2 separate regions of the Homo sapiens genome follow, and region 1 is linked to region 2. A link is a contact called in ENCODE Hi-C or POLR2A ChIA-PET data. All regions are on one chromosome and are shown on one strand. The core of a region is the stretch at or near the end of the contact, and the rest is flanking DNA. Distances in the headings are between cores, read along the strand shown. Region 1 overlaps ENAH (ENAH actin regulator). Region 2 holds the start of ENAH (ENAH actin regulator).

Region 1 (5,533 bases), core at 153-2,652, 49 kb before region 2:
CCAACAAAGTAAAACAAAACGAACTCCGTGATGAGACCTTTTTTTAATAGGTGGATTCTACTAAGCTTTTAAGAAACATTCTATTCTTATCTTATACAAGTTGTTTCAGAAAGTTAAAAAGAACAAAAGCTACGGTCATTTTTATCAGGCTAGTATTGAATCTAAAACCAGATAACAATGCTATAAAGTTACAGCCTAAATAAAATACTGACTAATCAAATCCAACAGTGTTTTTTTGTTGTTAATTATTAAAGGCTAAAAGAAAAAACTCAGGTGGTTATCTTGATAGAAGCAGGAAAACAACTGGACAAAAGAAGAACCTACTTAATAATTTTTTTAATCTATGCAAACCTGGAATAGAAGGGAGTTTCCTTAATTTAGCAAAGGTTATATATATATATCAAAAACGTATAACAAATATAAAATAGAGACTTCAAAAGCCTTTCCCTATGTCAACAAATATGACCATGCTGTCTAGCACAGTGCCAGACTGGCCAACACTGTAAAAAATAAGAGTGTAACATTTGAAAAGAAAGAGAGAAAACTGTCACTGCTGCTGATGACATCATCATCTATCTAGAAGAACCAAAACAATCCACAAATAGAATAACATTTCTCCACCAAAATTAATCTATAAATGTAATGCAATCTCAAATTGCCAGTTTGATTCTTTAAAGAATTCAATAAACAGCCTACAATGTTCATGCTAAAATAAAGGCTAACCAACAGCTAAATCAACCTCAAAAAAAAAAATAAACTTGCTTGACCAGATATTAAAACATACTATGAAGTATAGCCAACAGTAAGAGATATGAGCACAAAAACAAATACCCAAATAGAACTAAATGAGAACTTACTCTGGGACACAAAGAACTAAATGATAATAAAGGATTAAAAGGTACCCACAAATCAATGGCAAAAACAATAGAAATTTGTTAATGGTTCTTGGCTATCCAAAATGTGAAGACTCAACCTTTAAGCAGTCATTCTCCCTAAGTAAAAATAAATAATTAAGCAAATATTTAGAATTATATGTATAACTTCTTAAAAGCTCAAAAGTTTAACTACACCGATGGCTCTTTATTATATAGCGCTTGAGATACATACTTTAAAGCTCCTAAATTATTAAAAGAATAACCCCTGAAATAAATTGAAATATGGTAATTTGCAGCTTCTATAAAATTACTTTTATTAATTTAATAATTACACATTAACACTCAAAAATAGTCAATGAAAGTTAGAAAAAAGTGTACCTGCAAATATAACCGTGCTTTTCTCTTTCTCCAAAACTAAGCTCTGTTCATCTTTAAATTCAGTACTAGTATCAAACTTCCATTTCAAAAAGGAAAGGAACTGCTATGTTTATTCTACCACAGCCTCAAAATGTACAGAGGCATTCATTACAGGCATGCTCTGGCTACCCAAGTGCTATGAGTCATGTTTATTTTCAAAGACAACACTTTGAAATCAATCAGAAGGACTGTGAAAAAGTACATTAAGAAAAACATTGGTATCTACCAAATGTAAAGTTTTCAAAATTAGACCATCAGCCAAGATACAAACTTGTAAAACTGAAATCACTACAAAGAATTTCACAAATTTAAGTAGCTAATGGCTATGGGTTTAAATGGTCAAAATAAAAATTGCTGATCACTTAGAATCAACCACAAGGAACAAAAAAAGTATGGTGAAATCACACATGTGGTATAAAATTAATGAAATTATTACCCAGTAGCCTTTTGCATACCAGGTTTTCAGGGGTCACTCATTCTAAATCTTATTTATTCAAAACTTTTTGTGAGTGCTATAATTTCAACTAGAAACTTCTAATAAGCAAAAACTTGCATGTATGCCAAAGAATCTTTAATAACACTACACACTATGAGTAATAACACTGTCATTCTACTAATTAAACTCAAATTTAAACAAGCTACTTTCAGTGGCAGACATAAAAACCAAAATTCCTTATCACTTTGACTTTGAAAATAACACTCTTAGGAGGTATTCTGGACATAATCAAAGTCCAGGCTCTCTCACTATTTTTATTCAGTGAAGTTATTACTGTTTCTCTTAACTTTGGAAAATGTCAATGACTTGCTGAGGGAGAACAGGCAGGCAGAGCTAAAGGAGGAAAATGAGGGCTTAATATAAATGGGGGTAAATAAATAGGTGGGAAAATATGCCCCAGACAGCTATTAAACAAAGGGAGACTACTATTGTGTGCCTTATCCACTAGAAAAAAACAATATTTTAAAATTGTACAAATGTGGCCAGGCGCAGTGGCTCACGCCTGTAATCTCAGCACTTTAGGAGGCCGAGGCGGGCAGATCACTTGAGGTCAGGAGTTCGAGACCAGCCTGGCCAACATGGTAAAACCCCGTCTCTACCAAAAAAAAAAAAAAAAAAAAAATTAGCCAGGCATGGTGGTGGGTGCCTGTAGTCCCAGCTACTTGGGAGGCTGAGGCAGGAGAATCGCTTAAGCCCATGAGGCAGGGGTTGCAGTAAGCCGAGATTGCGCCATTGCACTCCAGCCTGGGCAACACAGCAAGACCCTGTCTCAAACAAAAACAAACAAAAAAAGGACAATTGATAAAAGATTTAGAGAGGGCTGATAAAGATATGAAAAACATTAAAGCTAGCTAGTAAAGAAATGCAAGTTAAATAAAACAAGATATCCTTTTAGACTTTGATACTTAGGAGAAAACAGTAATGTTAGAGTGGGAAAAGGGCATCCTCATACCTTGCTGATAAAAAAGCAAAGGCTCTTGTCCTTATGCATCAAGAACCTTTGAAACGTGAATATCCACTGACTCAGCAGATTACACTTCTGTAGGTTTCACTTAAAGCATGTAAAATGTTAAACTGAACTACATGATGATTGGAAATTCTGACAAGCGACTGGGTAAATACAATTGTAGATTGAATCTTAAGAAACTGCTGATATTCAACCACTTGTGAATAGAAAGACTAAGCAATTTTAAAATGATACATATCTACACTCGAAATTGACACCTTCTGATATTAAATAAGGGGGAAGGATACAAAACACTACTTTGGGGAGTGGGGGAGAGAAAAGACCAGTAAGAACATAATATTTAGAAGTCAACTCGATGTCAGGCACTTTTAACATACATCGTCCTTAATTTCTTACCATCATTCTGTGATGTACAGTTACTCCCAGTTCATAGATTTGGAAGCAAGTCTCAGAGAAGTTACAAAAATTTAGGGAACTATTAAGAGGCAAGGCTAGAGTTCAAACCAGGCCTACCTATCTGACTACAATGTCCGAGTTATTTCCACTTCATCACACTAATACATTCCTTTCTGAAGTGTATCAGAAATGATACTCCTTTAAATGCATGAGATAATAAAAATATTTGTTATGTGCTGAGCTGTGCCCCTCCAACACCCACCAAATTCACATGTGAAAATCCTTACCCCCATTACCTCAGAATGTGACTGTATTTGAAGACAGGGCCTTAAAGAGGTAACTGAGGTAAACTGAGTATACAGGTGGGCCCTAATCCAATATGAATGGTGCCCTTATAAGAAGATTAGGACAGACACACACAGAGGGAAGATCACTGTGGACAGAGAAGGAGAGCCATCTGCAAGCCAAGAAAGAGGCTTCAGAAGGAACCAACCCTGCCAACACCTTGACCTTCTAGCCTTCAGAATTGTGAGGAAAGTACTGTTTAAGCCACTGGGTCTGTGGTATTTTGTCATGGCAGCCCTAGCAAACTACTACAACACTCTTACCTAAAAATACTGAACATCTTAAAAACCTAAACCTCACATTCCCCTTTTATTATTATTTTTTAATGTTCCTTTTGGATAGATTATGCTTAAAATACCAAAATGGAATTTTTCACAAATACTTTTAATGTTATATTAGACCATTAAAAAAAATACACCTGAATGTGACCTATTAGAATTACCATATTTTGGCCAGGTGCAGTGGCTCATGCCTGTAATCCCAGCACTTTGGAAGGCCGAGGCAGGTGGATCATCTGAGTTCAGGAGTTCGAGACCAGCCTGGCCAACACAGCAAAACCCCATTTCTACTAAAAATATAAAAATTAGCCATGCGTGGTGGCAGGCACCTGTAATCCCAGCTACTCGGGAGGCTGAGGCAGAATTGCTTGAACCCAGGAGGCAGAGGTTGCAGTGAGCTGAGAACGCACCACTGCACTCCAGCCTGGGCAACACAGAGCAAGACTCCATCTCAAAAAAAAAAAAAAAGGAATTACCATATTTTAACATATTAGTTGATAAGCACTCGTACAATCTAGTTAAGCTATAATGTAGTCCATTCAAAATAAGTCAACTTTTGGCCAGATGCAGCGGTTCACGCCTATAATTCTAACACTTTGGGAGGCCAAGGCAGGCAGATCAGTTGAGGCCAGGAGACCAGCCTTAGTCAACATGGCAAAACCTCATCTCTACTAAAAATGCAGAAACTAGCTGGACGTGGTGGAGTGCACCTGTAGTCCCAGCTACTTGAGAGGCTGAGGTAGGAGAATCCCTTGAACCCAGGAGGCAGGGATTGCAGTGAGCCAACATAACACCACTACACTCCATCCTGGACGACAGTGCAAGACTCTGTCTCAAAAAAAAAAAAAAAAAAAAAAAAAAATTATTTTCAATAAACTTAACCAATCACAAAACTAGCCCTTCTCACACAAATCCAATAAAATAACTACGTACAGCCCAAGGTCCTGAATAATGCAGCTGAGAGTGCCAGGCACACAGACCTGTGAAGGCCTCACCACAATAGCTCACCTTTTCCTCGGCAGAGTGGAGCAGAGTGTTTCTTACAAGTCCAACACTAAATAATAAATAATTTATAAATGCAGAGACTACAAACAAACAGAAGAGGACACTACAGCAGACTCTAGATCAGGAGTGTGCAATCTTTTGGCTTCCCTGGGCCACACTGGAAGAAGTGACTTGGGCCACACGTAAAATACACTAACAACAACGACAGCTGATGAGCTTAAAAAAAACAAATCGCAAAACAAAAATCTCATGTTTTAAGAAAGTTTACGAATTTGTGTTGAGCCACATTCAAAGCCATCCTGGGCCACATGTGGCCCACAGGCCATGGGTTGGACAAGCTTGCTCTAGATATAAGCACAATTTTGAAAGCCGAAAAGCAGATGGATTAGAGGTAACTGACTTAGTAGGCTGAAGAAAACAGAAACTGTCTAGCAGAATTACTGAGGGAATGTACCAAGAATAAAGCCTAGAAAAGTTCAGGAATCCAGAGCAGGGTGGGGGGCAAAAAAAAAAAAAAAAAACACCTGGTTGAAATTCTAGATACGGAGCCATTCATCGAAATCCCAGATATCATAACCCAAACAATGCCATCAGACACTCAGCCCATTACTCTGGGAAGTTTACACAGGAGAGACTGTAAACAAAGGCATTCTGAGGGAGGTATGATGGGGATTAAATGCAAGCCTAAATACTGAATGATAACTTACCACCCACCCACCACCCTCCTTTTCCCCAATTCACCACAGAATTCTGG
Region 2 (6,032 bases), core at 3,220-5,719:
ATAAATGAAGACCCATGGGAACAAAGAGACTACTATTTGTATCCTTTCATGGATATCTCACTTGACACTTCACAAAACAATCCTGTGAAATATAAGATTATCTCCTTTTTTTTTTTTTTTTTTACCAGTTTACTCAATTAACAGGTCAGCATATAAAACCTGGATCTTCTGACCCTTGATTGTACCACACTCTGAAATGTATATAAAATTTATGATTACCACAAATAAAGATACTTCAAAGACCCTAAGGAAGGAAACACAGAAGAAGGGAACAGCTTCCTCACCTATAAAATAATAAAAATGTGGTCTTTTTGACATCCTTGAGCTAAATAAGGTCGCAAGGTGGAGCCCACTGCCCAGAAGTTTTACCCAAATAGTCTAACATAGAAATAGGCCTGGAAACAGGAGGAGTAACATAAATTTAAGGCTTACCAGTGTATAAAGTACCTTCTATTATCATTTGATCCTCACTACTCAGTTAAGAATTATCTCTATTTTTACATATTTTTTAAAAAGGCATCAGTGAAATAATGTGATTACTTCAAGGTCACCCAGCTAGTAAATGGCTTGGACAAATCCTCATAACCCTACTATACCTTTTTATATGAGAAAGTCAGAGTAGCTAGTGGAAGCCTGGACTATTTTAATACGGATCCAAGAATGTAAATACAAAATCTTCTGAGCTCTCCTTAGCCACCAGGCTACATGCAACTATTTTAGATCAGACAAGCTCCTCTTTCAGTTAAAAAAAAAAAAAAATCTTAAGTAACAAACCAACTAATTTTAAAAATGCACTTAAAAGGCACACACTGTATGTACATGCATACAAACGCATTCACATACATACACGCACACTTTAATCACAAAGCATCTTACACTTTTGAAACATTGCATAAATGAAAAATAAGAATAGAACTAAACAGACAGGACACTAAAAGTACCAGCTTTTTGGTCTCAACCTTTCCACTGTCCTGTATAAGTAATATGCTTTTTCATTTTTTAAATATTCATCTTTAAGCAAAATATTAACAAGTAAATCTATATACTGCATTTTACTCAAATGCCTATGACCGTTTCAGGAACATAAACTATTATTCAGTTCTCTTCTGTATAAGATTATACACAGTGATCATGCTATTCCTAAAATTAAAGTCATCTGACAGATACCACTAATAGTTATACCGTAATATATTCATCATATCCTCTGTTCAGGATTCTGACCGACTTAATTGGAAATTCCTGTTCAGGCATTCCTATTTCTGGATGGCCTTTGAAACATCAGAACTACCTCTTAATATAACCAAAAAGGACTCAACTTAAAAGACTAACATTAACGTCCCACAGGACTTGAAAGCATGAAGACTAAGCATATATTAATATAACCTGAAAAGCACTTCCTAAGCACCAAAATATCCCAAAGAATATTCCAAAGACTTTTGCAAGCAGCACAAGAACGTTTTATCCCATACCAATCTCACTTTTACAGGTATCTAAGCAAATCTAAGTACTACCTAACCACCTGCCAAATAATCCAGTACCTTCCAAAGTGAAAAGCTGACCCTCTTTCCTGCTCTTATTCAAAATTAGCCTACGAAGAATTACTGTAGACTGCTTAAATAAACTTTTCAGACCTGTGTACCAAGTTCTATATTTACGTTACTGGAAAACATCAGCGTGGTTCCTCTCTCTCTACACTTCATAAGGAACAGAGCAAGAAAAGAGCTTGAAAAACAGAAGTTACTTTTTATTAGAAAAGGAATTTTCAAGTGAAGACATAATTTACCTGTGACAGACTGACATCTATACATGACAGTGATTAAACTTCACTGAATACCCAAAACGGTAACTTTTTTTTAGTTCACAATCTTTGAATTAGACAACTATTCCTGTTTTTATTTAAAAATAACCCACTTTCGGCCAGGCACCGTGGCTCACGCCTGTAATCCCAGCACTTTGGGAGGCCGAAGCTGGTGGATCACGAGGTCCGGAGTTGGAGACCATCCTGGCTAACATGGTGAAACCCCGTCTCTACTAAAAATACAAAAAATTAGCCGGGCGTGGTGATACCCGCCTGTAATCCCAGCTACTTGGGAGGCTGAGGCAGGAGAATCGCTTGAACCCAGGAGGCGGAGGTTGCAGTGAGCCGAGACCGCGCCACTGCACTCCAGCCTGGGCAAGAGAGCAAGACTGCATTTAAAAAAAAAAAAAAAAAAAAAAAAAAAAAACTTTCCCTGTTTTATATTTCTCAATGTTAAGATAAGTTTACCCAAAGTTTGAAACAACTGATAACTTCTGGTCTGCAAGATCCCTACGGCATTAGATCTCTAAAACAGAAACCAACAACATATAATATTACAAGATATAACAGTATGTATATTATAGTTCCTGAGTTTAAGGACATCAGTAACTTGATTTAAAAAAAAAGAAGTCATGCTCAAACATACGACTCAAAGTTTTCAAGCCATATTTTACAAAGATTGTGTTTTTTGGTTCGTATGCTATAATTACTATTTAAACTCATCGCTTATATTTGAAAATAACTTGTGTGAAATCATCAAGGGAAAAGGGGTCAGTCGCCTAGAGACACCACATTAAACTCACTCTTTAAGGCCATCATAAATACAGGTAACTTGGAATCAGAAAAAAAAATTCAAATTCACAGTAAGCCTAAGTAAAAATTCAACAAAGATATATCACAATATATATATAAAAGCAAAATGGAAACACGTTTAACCTTGATAGAAAAAAAAAATGAAAAGCAAAGTTTAAAATGGAAACTACCGAAATTGAGAAAGAATTCCAATGACATGACATTTTCTTGCCAAAGCGAAGGAATTTGTAGATTATATCATTCAAATCTCATTGTATTACATTATAAAGGTCTTAGCAACGGTTGGCCATTAATCTTTAACACAAAGGAGATTCAAATCCAAATGAACTGTAAGACTATCTCTTCCAGGAGAGAGAAATGGAGTAATTTACTTTATCCACAATTGTTTAACCCAAAAGGAAGGCCTTTAAGGATGATAACGCAGAATGGATCAGCCTTCAGTCTACCAAGTCCCATTTCACACGAAGTCTTGCACCAATCCGAAAAGAGAAGGTTATGGACACAGAACAGGTTTAGGAAAGGCTGGAAAAAAAATCTCCAATGAATGACACACCACATCACGGTTTATTCTCCTACACAATTTGAGAAACAATAAAGAAAAATATCATACCATATGTTTCATCGTATCAATTAAAAAAATATTTTACGACAGTACATTCAATTCTTCGGGGCCGCAAAAATAATTTAGCTCCTGTTTTATTGAGTACAGAGCAAAGGGAAAAAGCAGCTGCTGCAATGCAACACAGGCTGCTACAGAGAAAGGGGAGAAAAGGCTTTTCCAAACAGATCCCTTCCCCGCCCCCGCTTACACACCCCTACCAACTTACTTATCCCAGTCTTTTACTGCCCCCACCACGTGAACCTAATCAATTCTTTCCCTTCCCCCACCATCGTGAAATTTCACCTTTCACAGCTCCTTCACCTACCCCTACCAGAGGCACTTTATTACCCGCAGAGATTTCAGACCTTTCAAACTTTTCTTCCTTTTTTAATTAAACACGAGAGTTCGGAGGCAAAAGTGCATGAAATTTTTACATATATACGAAAAAATACCTGTTTCCCAGCAACACGCACGCTTCGATTCTCGAACCCCTCCCCATCTCCCGGGTTTCGCTTGCAAAGGCTTGGGGGAGGGAGCCAGGCGCAAATTAAATTTAGGAAGGGAAATCCTGGGTGAAAGAAGAGCATTTGAGGAAAAATGAGAGAACGATGAAGCGAGACCCCCAAACCACACGGGTTGGGGAGGTTTCCAAGAAAGAAAGAGAAATTGGAAGGGACAAAAGGCGGAGGGGGGAGGAACAGACCGGAGACCAGGGGAGACGCGCCGGGCCGGGAGAGGGAAGGCGGGGTCCGAGGAGAACGGGGGTCGCGGCTCCCGCGGCACAATGGCCCGCCCGGCCCCCGCCCCGCGCGCCCCTCACCTCATGGTGCCGGCGGCGCAGAGGCTTCCCCACCAGCCGGGAGACGCAGAAGGCGCCGAGCCGAGGGGGGGGTCTCTCCTCCAGGGGTGGGGAGCAGCTCGGAGACGGGAGACAAGTGTCCGGCTCCTCCTTCGGCGGCCAGGGGGCTACACCATCTCCTCGCACAAAGCCGAGGCGCCGGCCGGGAGTGTGGGAGAAGAGGGCGAGAGAAAGGCTGGGGAGGGGGCGGAGAGGCCGAGGCGCGGAGCTGGTCCCCAGGCGGCCGCCGCCTCCCACCTCCTCGTGGTCCTGCTCCTCCTCCCGGAGCTTCCTCGGCCGCCCTCTGAGGGGTGCCCGCCGGGGCCGCGCGCCCGGCCGCCGCTCCACAGGCCCGCGCTCGCCGCGCCGCCGCCGAGGCCGTGTGCAACCGGCAGCTGCTGCAGCCGCGGGAGGAGAGTCGGGATCGCCGCGAGGAACCCGGGAGGAGGCGGGGCGCGCGGCGGAGGAACACGCAGGCGCCGCCCTCCTCCCCTCCTTCCCCCGGGGGCGAGGGGGCGGTGCGGGGGGAGGGGAGGAAAGGGGAGGCGGGGGGCCGGGCGCACTCCCCCGCGCCGGCGGCCGGGCCCCCGCCGGACTGCGGAGAGCGAGGCTGGGAGAGAGCGAGCGCGACGGCGGCGGCGGCGGAGAGAGGCTCTTTGTTGCCTCCCTACCCCGCCCCCTGCACCCCTCTGGGATTCGGGCGGGCCACCACCCCCCCCTCCCGCCCAACACCTCCGGCCAGTTGTCGGCCGGGGTTCCTCGCCCGTGGTTGTCCTTGACCGTCGGCCCCCTCCCCGTCGCCTCCCGCTCCCCAGAGGCTTGGGGAGCTCCGAGGCCTCCCCCACGGCCACGGTGCGGAGACCGAGGCGCCGAGACCTCCTGGGCGCCAGACCCGTAGGCACCGGCGTGGGGAGCTTGGACGCGTGACTGGGCACAGGGCCGGGCCAGGAGACTCCGGGTCGGCTCGCGGCCGGGTGCCCTCGCGCGGGGCGAGTGCTCAGCCCGCCCTGTTGCGGTCTCAGGACGGGGATGAGGGAATCGGGGGGCATCCCGGTCAGCCCAACTGCCCGCCCTCGCCGCGGCTGCGCCCAGCGATTCCTGCGGAGTTGAGGAGGGGCATATAAATGGAAAATATGGTCATCATTGTTCCCTTCGCTCCTTTTCTTCCCGAGGAATCCCAGCGTGCTGCGCCGATGGAACGAGTTGATGTGCACACTAGGTATAGGGATGACTTCATCCCCAAACGAACGCAGCCGACTCTCGGGGAAACGCAGTCGCCGGGAGACGCGCGCGGAACAGTGTGTTGCCGCAAGAGTGGAAGAAGAGAAACGCAGCCAGTGGAGCCGCTTTCCAGCGTCATTAGCAAAGAGGGAATCCCGGGCAGGGGGCGGGGAGAGAGAGGAACTAATGATAATTTTAAATTTTTCGTCATTCCCAATGGTCTTGAAGTCACCTCCCTTAAAAAGTAGATATAAAATACTGGCGAGGCAATTTCATTTCAAGTCAAGTCGGGGAGGAGGGCATCCAGGAAGCCAGAATTGATCGTTGTTGAAGGTTTTGTTTTCGGTTTTTTTTAAATCTAAAAACAAATCCAATAATAAAATTTTTAACTGTACGAATTACGGCCCCCTTTTAGTCCGGAAGACAGGGATGTACTTTCTGTATAAAAGGTGAGGAGGATAGAAAAGGGTTGTTGCTACAGGGATCCTATTGCTGAAGGATCTCATCCAAAATGGAGGACCTACCATGACTCCAGGAATCCATTCAAAAGTTTTGGTGTTTTGTTTTAAGATGCAGGTACCATTCAAAAGATAGTTAGGAAGGTTGGGATAATGTACACTTCCAAATGAAAAGACAGGTTATAGTGATCCGTGGTCAATGCCTGATTTGTCTATAATTGAACTGTGTAGCCCATTTTTAACCATAAAAAAAGCTTCCTGGTTTCAGCCGGGTGCGGTGGCTCACGCCTGTCATCTCAGCAC

Evidence for each region. A loop is a pair of places that touch in the nucleus more often than their neighbours do. ChIA-PET counts read pairs that join two places held with the same protein, here RNA polymerase II (POLR2A). Pooled maps may share reads with other maps.
Region 1: a map of PC-3 shows a loop between it and region 2 (5-fold over the local background). The contact joins the enhancer-like site here to the promoter of ENAH in region 2. A Hi-C loop is called at or near these places in 23 of 168 maps with a recorded cell type or tissue (Caco-2, Calu3, HepG2 and 16 more) and 14 of 50 pooled maps. POLR2A ChIA-PET finds 5 or more read pairs at or near these places in 20 of 52 experiments (A549, AG04449, AG04450 and 16 more).

The regions. Positions count from the first base shown.
Region 1 is chr1:225,602,234-225,607,766 of GRCh38, forward strand. All of the region lies in intron 1 of ENAH (ENAH actin regulator), which reads right to left. Among named protein-coding and RNA genes, the nearest start is that of ENAH, 48 kb to the right of the region's middle. Within about 2 kb of position 1,403, at least 8 of the 41 ENCODE cell types and tissues checked have a DNase peak (open chromatin) inside an H3K27ac peak, as active enhancers do; they include HCT116, PC-3, PC-9 and 4 more, where a contact is called at or near this core.
Region 2 is chr1:225,648,654-225,654,685 of GRCh38, forward strand. It overlaps ENAH (ENAH actin regulator), which reads right to left and starts at 4,470. Exons shown (of 14, transcript NM_018212.6): 1 at 4,033-4,470. The coding sequence starts at 4,037. RefSeq lists a silencer at 4,320-4,449.